Linked DNA regions of Homo sapiens: region 2 is linked to region 1. The links are chromatin contacts, found by Hi-C in ENCODE. All regions are on one chromosome and are shown on one strand. Each heading gives the region's core, a stretch centred on a gene start or an enhancer-like site at or near the end of the contact. The rest is flanking DNA. Distances are from core to core; before and after follow the strand shown.

Region 1 (3,562 bases), core at 734-3,233:
CAAAGAACTAAGATATTTTTGCGAAGAGGGAGAGAGACAATTTCTCAATTAGTTTATAAAATCTACCAAGCGAAGTAACTTGAGGACAAAGCAATGATTGAACCTCCCACACATAAGATAACTGATCTAATAATTTTTATTTATAACCCACCTTGTTTAGAGAAGGACCGAAGATGGCTTACAATGATAAAAATAGAGCCAGGCATGGTGGCTCACGCCTGTAATCTCAGCACTTCTGGAGGCCAACGCAGGCGAATCACTTGAGGCCATGAGTTTCAGACCACCCTGGCCAACATGGTGAAACCCTGCCTCTACTAAAAACACGAAAATTAGCTAGGCGTGGTGGTGCATGCCTGTAATCCCAGCTACTCAGGAGGCTGAGGCGGGAGAATGGCTTGAACCCAGGAGGCGGAGGCTGCAGTGAGCTGAGATCGCGCCACTGCTCTCCACGCTCCAGCCTGGGCGATACAGCGGGGCTCAGTCGAAAACAAAAACAAAAACAAAAAAGAGAGAGATAAAAAAAAAGAGAGAAGTATGTGAGAATTTGGAGAGGGAAAAGGGAAAAAGAACAAAAGAAACACACACACACAGAGAATGAAGCCAGAAAAGAGCCACATAAATAAAATTCCTCCTATAAATGCTATAGGAATCCAGAGAAAAAGTTCCCGTGGTTTGGAAAATGTCAATAAAACTTTCCTGGTGGAAATGAGGTCGGCTATGAGGTATTAAGTTCAAAAGGAACTGGATATTTGGTGTCTCTAGTAAGACAGAGCTGCTTCAGAGTCTCCCCAGGGAAAGACGGTGCTTTGGGCAGGTAGTTAGTGTGGGTGAAGGTGATGACTGAAGAATCCTAAGGGCCCAGGCTTGTGGGAAGCCTCTCTCTTTCCGCACTTCACCAATTATCTCATTTTCATAAGGTCTGCGCTTTCCTTAATTGCTTCACTTCCATCAACAGGAACAGGGGAAAGATAAATACATTTCACCTTTTAATGAAGAGAATTTCAGGTAGTCTGTGGGAGATGTTTATAAAAAAAAAAAAAAAAGCTGGTAGGGGGCAGTGTCTCACGCCTGTAATCCCAGCACTTTGGGAGGCCGAGGCAGGTGGATCACTTGAGGTCAGGAGTTTGAGACCAGCCTGGGCAACAAGGCGAAACTCCGTCTATACCAAAAATACAAAAAAAATTACCTTGGCTGATGGTGCGCGCCTGTAATCCCAGCTACCTGGGAGGCTGACGTGGGAGGATAGCTTGGACCCAGAGGCGGAGGCGCAATGAGCTGAGATTGCCTCACTACACTCCAGCCTGGGTGACAAAGTGAGACCCTGTCTAAAAAAAAAAAAAAAAAGTAGTTGGTCTGTGAACTCACTTGCAAATAACTGGATTTTACGGACGCTTAGATATTTGGAGGTCCACAAGGGTTCTTTGGGATCCCCTATTTTCCTTCGCTGCCTCCTTTGTCAGAGTCCAACTCAAAGGGGAAATGCCCCTCTGGGATCTAACCGCCACAGGTGCAAGAAGGAGCAAATTTACATAGAAGCAGCCTGGGGAAAATAGTGCCCTAGATGAGTCTTCAGTTTGGGAAACGCTGAGCTAACACTTTAAGTACTTGGAAGAGTAATACTAATAATCAGTCGTGGCGAGGTTCCGCCCATTTGACATTCAACCCCCCATGAGTGCGCACAGACAAACCCACTGGCCAGGAGGAGCCAACACAAGGTCCTGGGCATCTCCGTCCCGGGAAGGTGGGTAATGCCCCTGTCGCTCTGGGCTCCAGGGCGCGCCCCCGCAGCTTCCCCAGCGGGGTCTGACGCCTCCGGGCCGAGGTGCGCCAGGTGGCGAGGGTGCCAGGCGCGGCCAAGTCGCGGCGGTCTGAGTCAGTCACCCAACTATGCTGCGGAACCAGGGAGGCCGGCTGGGCCGCCCCCGCCGTTGAGCTCCGGCTTCCCCCGCGCGGGGCGCCTGCTCCCCGCCCCCGCGGGCGGAGAGGAAGCGGCGGCCGAGGCGAGGCGCGGGAGCACCTGAGCAAGGCGCGGGCGCCGGGCTCGGCGTTTCCGGAGCTGAGCGCGGGTCCGCGGCCCGCGCTCCCCGCCTCCAGGTGCGGCGGCCGCGACACGCCGGCCCCACTAACAGCGCCGCCCGCGCGGCCGCCGCCAGGCAGCAGAGGCGACTGCGGACAGCCGGCGGGGACCGGGAAAGAGGAGGCCTGGCGCCTCCGGCAGAGGGGCGAGGACCGAGCGCCCAAGGCTGGGAGAGACGCCGGCGCTGAGCTTCCCAGCGCCGCCTCACCTCGCTTTTCGAACTCCGCGACCCGAGCGCAAGGCGAGTACCCGGGGCCTCGGGAAGGCTGGGCCGGGATGGCCCACGCGGGGGTGGGAGGACCCTGTCTGGAGGGGCTGGGGCTTTTCGACACTTCACCGGGTAAATTTCCTCAGCGCAAAGTGCTCGGCTCTGGTGTCCGCCCCTTGGATTTCGCTCCCGCGTGTGGGCGTCTGAAAGGAAACCAGAAGCCGGTAAGTGATCCAAGAACTCCACTTCTGGGATTTGACCCGGGAGGGTGAGGATCCGGATAGACAGCTGGACACTCCCTCCATTCCTCTCCCCTACCTTTAAATAAGAAGAAGCTGTAGTGAGTTTCAGGCACCAAGTTATTTACTCGGTAGAGATCATGAATTTGCCCGGGTGTCTGTGCTGCCCCGCACCCTGCTTGTTAACCACGTTAAGACGACTGGCCTGTTAATTAACTTTAATTACGATCATTTGGCTTCCACCTGCCTGAACCCGATACCTTACACGGGAACCTGTATGATGTGAGTTTACCAGATTGATCTTTCTTGTTTACTTTTGGAGACAGTTCTCTTGGGAGAAGTGGTGTCCATCCTATTTAATAAAGTAAGTTTTACTTTATCTAATTCTGGCTTGTTTTCTTAAACACCTCCTACCTTGAGGTGATCTGGAGTTATTTTGATTTGGGGAAAGGGTTCGTGGATTATATAGCCTTTGATAATTAGAGGAAAACACAAGAAAATAAGCTAATTTGTGTGGAATAATGACATCTTAGGGTGTTGTAAGTAGGTATCCTGATAGCAAATTCTTTTTTTTTTTTTTTTTTTTTTTGCAAGCTTGTCCTTGAAGTAGGCTGTTCAGTAGAATACAGCCTTCGGTTTAAAAAAAATCAAGAAGTGTATTGAAAATAAGCTATTTTTAAAAGTACATTTAATAGGATGTCATTGTTATTACTCATAATAGTATTGTACTTACAAGCTCAGTATTGATTTATCTGCACTTAAGCACTCTACACCCCCACAGGCCCATGGAACTTTGCCCGTAAGTAATTGGAAGATAAAAAGCAAGCTAACTTTTTTTAAGGAAAAAAAGAGAAATACCTTTAAACTCTTTTTTTTTTAACTCTTATTTATGACTTCCATACACTTACAGGAGAAATATTGAGAGAAAATACTCATGACATTTTTTGTCCAACAACGTTTAAAGAAGAAAAAAAAGTGGGTCATGGAACTAGGCTAGGGTTAAGTGCAAATATCTTCCTGGCTTCTTTCTAAACATAT
Region 2 (3,562 bases), core at 311-2,810, 4.7 Mb before region 1:
AGGTGGTCAAGGCTATAATTATGCCACTGGCTTCCAGCTTGTGCAACAGAGTGAGACCCTGTCTCTTAAAAACAAGCAACAAACAAAAAAGGCAGCTGCATTGATAATCAGTCAGGTAAAGCATCGTCATTTTCACTTTCAAAAAGTTGTTCTGAGTATTAAGTGTTAGCAAAGATGCTTTTCTCTCTGTAGTATTTTTAGCCTTAACAGTTTTCACTCTTAATTTCAGTGTGAGTGTGGTGTGTGTGGTGTCTGTGCGTGAGTGTGAGAGAGAGAGATGGGGAGGAGGAGGGAGAGTGAGAGCAGTGTTCTGATTGTAGAACACCCTCACAGGTAGAATTGTTATAACTTTCTAATTGCAGACCACTCTCATAGAAGATTCTTAAGGAAACCTCAGCCCACCTTCTGAAGGGATGAGACGAGTAGCATCTTCAAGTGAAATGCCCTCTGGGGTCTGAAGGTTCTAAAAAAAATCCTAGAAAACCAAGGAAGATGGTGAATTATGGAAGAACTACCCAGATGATTTTCAAAGCTGTAAATTAACAAGTGTGTCTGTTTTAGGAGGAGGGGGTGAAAAGTCTAGGGTGTGTGTGTGTGTTTTTCTTTCTTCTTTTCTCTGTTCACTTGCCAAAAACAAACAAAAATGACCTCACTTCAGACACAGGGATAAAAGCAGGAGGAAATTGCTATAGTTAGAACACTATAGGTTTTTTTTCCCCCTGTACTTTTTGGATACATATTTTTAAAAAAATAAATAGGATCACTTACTCTGGCCTAGCACAATTTCATCTAAAGTGTTTTGAAAGTTATAGTCTTAATTTTAGGGACAGAATAGGTTATCGTAAGGGGTGTGAGGGTTTTTAAATGCAAGGCATTTTCCAGGGGACTTTTAAAAATCAATACCAGGAAGCAAAATAAAAAATTTAAAAATCAAAACCCAGCAAGGCACGGTGGCTCACACCTGTAATCCTAGCACTTTGGGAGGCCAAGGCAGGCAGATTTCTTGAGCCCAGGAGTTCGAGACCAGCCTGGGCAAAATGGTGAGATCTCATTTCTACAAAAAAAAAAAAAAAAAAAAAAGCAAAACACACACACACACAACAAAATTAGCCATGCGTAGTGGCACACATCTGTAGTTCCAGCTACTCAGGAGGCTGAGACGAAAGTTGCAGTGAGCCAAGATTGCACCACTGCCCTGCAACCTGGGCAACAGAGTGAAACCTTGCCTCCAAAAAAAAAAAAAATGAAACTCAGTCCAAAATGACCAGAAATCTATGTAGTTAGCAGAGTAAATCTTACCCCTCCCTGCCCCCAACCCCCATTCAGGGTTTCCTTCCTTTCTTTTTCCTCCATTTGCCTCCATAGAGCATATCAACCCAATTTACACCTTCATGAGCTGTAACCTAGAGTCTTTGCTCTGCTTGGCAGAAGAGGAAGAGAAGATGCCACATACAGTTTGGAGTAGGATGATGACACAGTTTTTAAAATGATGGATGCAGTTTGGTATGAAATGAATCACTGTTTAATCTGTGTTACTTTGCTCATATGGACACACTTGGACTCAGCACCCACTTCCTGTGCAATGGCATATTTGGTCTGGGTTACGTTGGGGTGAAGCATTTCCCCCATGAGCTTGCCACAACTCCATCAAGAAGCCTTCTGGAAGTGCGAAAGGTTTGGAATGGTAGGCTGTGGAAATCCTGAGCTGTTTGCTGAGTTTCTCCCTGCCTTCCTCCCTTTCTCCTTTCTTGTGTGTGTGAAAAGCGGTTATGGCACAGTGTCTTTCATGAGAAATGATTGGCTTGGGATGAATCTCACCACTCCTTTCTGGCACTTTTGCAAAAAAGAACACTTTTTTTCACGGTAGACACCGGATACAACTGGAATATTCTTCTGATGTCCAACAACAGCTGGAGAGAGAAAGAGAGAGAGAGACAAGAGGGGAGGGGAGAAAGAGAGAGGGAGAGAGAAGAAAGAGAGAAAGCCTATAGCACCTGGTATTCTCATGGTGGTCTCCCATCCAAGTTCTAACTAGACCTGACCCTGCTTAGCTTCCCACATCAGATGAGATCTGGCAAGTTCAGGGTTTTATGGCCATAGACCCCTTCCACTTTAAAGCTGAGTAATTAATATTCCACTGTCTGTATATACCACGTTTTGCTTATTCAGTCATCTATGGATGGACACTTGGGTGGTTTCCACATTGTATCACTCCCGCTTTTGAGAACCCTTGTGGAGCAGCAACCCAGGTATCATTTAATAAAAGGCTCCTCTCTATAAGTTTTAGCGTTTTATATGTACTCTTTAGTTTTCTTCTTTTCTTTCCCAGTTGAGCAGACAGTTTATTGAAGATCTCTTTGAGGCCCAGAGTTGCTTTTCCTGAATACCCAGTGATTGTTATCTTGCTGCCATTGGATTAGGAAGTCTGGTTTGCAATATTTAATCTATGAATATGTTGTCTGCGACACTGCCCCTAAACAAACACATTCCCCTTCCGACGAGGCTCGGATGACACAGAGATCAGCTTAAAGCTTGGGACAGCGAGACCTGGACTCAGTAGGGGGCTGTATCAGTCTGTGCAGTGCATGCACCTCTGCACATCATGATAAATTGTTTATTGGAGTACAGTAGAGAATAAATAACCAAACAAGCAAATTAACAAAGCAAATAGGTAGCTAGTTTGGAAAACTGGCCACATCTGGGATGGATTTGGGAAAAAAAAAATGTAGTTTCTCCTTCTACTCAAGGGAAATTAAAAACTCTTGCATTTTATTGATTTCCTCTAAGCTCATCTGCACATTGTTTTTACAAAAGCTAAGTGGTGACATAAAGCCCATAATTTTGGGAGGCATAGATTTTTAGATGCAGAGATTTTGGTTTTGCTCCCAGGAAATGAACGTTTTCTGCAGAGGAGGCATCTACCTCTGGAAGCCATTTCTCATGTTCAATCTAGTGTGATCAGTGACCAGTTGAGGGGGAAAACGATTCTCTCTGAGCTTTGCTTGGCTTTTCCTTTTGCCACCAAGCCACTGAAAAGTATAGGAAGAGGCAAGGCATTGCAACATGGGATAGCTGCCTCCTATACGAGACTGTTAATACTGTGTATCAGTAAGTGAGGTGGAAGAGGGAGTTAGGTTATCAGTTTGTTTCTCACCCACTTTATGAACATTGCAAATTCTAGAAAAAAAGTACTCTGGGGCCAGGCGCAGTGGCTCACACCTGTAATCCTCACTCTTGGGAGACCAAGGCGGGTGGATCACGTGAAGTCAGGAGTTCAAGACCAGCCTGGCCAACATGGTGAAACCCTCGTCTCTACTAAAAAATTATCTGAGTGCGGTGGTGCATACCAGTAATCCCAGCTACTTGGGAGGCTGAGGCAGGAGAATTGCTTGAACCCGGGAAGCGGAGGCTGCAGTGAGCCAAGATCATGCCACTGCACTCCAGCCTGGGTGACAGAGTGAGTGAGACTCTGTCTCAAAAAAAAAAAAGACTTTGGATTGCAAATGAAAACTCATTATTTATTTATCATTCGTCACAGTAATATTAATTATATTTATACCGC

The links. Hi-C counts contacts between places; a loop is a spot of excess contacts on that map. Pooled maps may share reads with other maps.
Region 2: a pooled map shows a loop between it and region 1 (3-fold over the local background). The contact joins the enhancer-like site here to the promoter of ARAP2 in region 1. A Hi-C loop is called at or near these places in 2 of 37 single-sample maps with no recorded cell type and 3 of 50 pooled maps.

What each region holds. Positions count from the first base shown.
Region 1 is chr4:36,242,935-36,246,496 of GRCh38, reverse strand. ARAP2 (ArfGAP with RhoGAP domain, ankyrin repeat and PH domain 2) reads left to right here and starts at 1,983. Exons shown (of 33, transcript NM_015230.4): 1 at 1,983-2,318. LOC439933 (a long non-coding RNA gene) reads right to left here and starts at 2,381. Exons shown (of 5, transcript NR_122079.1): 1 at 2,286-2,381; 2 at 1,187-1,325. RefSeq lists a silencer at 1,608-2,187.
Region 2 is chr4:40,988,694-40,992,255 of GRCh38, reverse strand. All of the region lies in intron 6 of APBB2 (amyloid beta precursor protein binding family B member 2), which reads left to right. It also overlaps the pseudogene RNA5SP160. Among named protein-coding and RNA genes, the nearest start is that of APBB2, 220 kb to the left of the region's middle. RefSeq lists a silencer at 1,074-1,143. Within about 2 kb of position 1,560, at least 9 of the 41 ENCODE cell types and tissues checked have a DNase peak (open chromatin) inside an H3K27ac peak, as active enhancers do.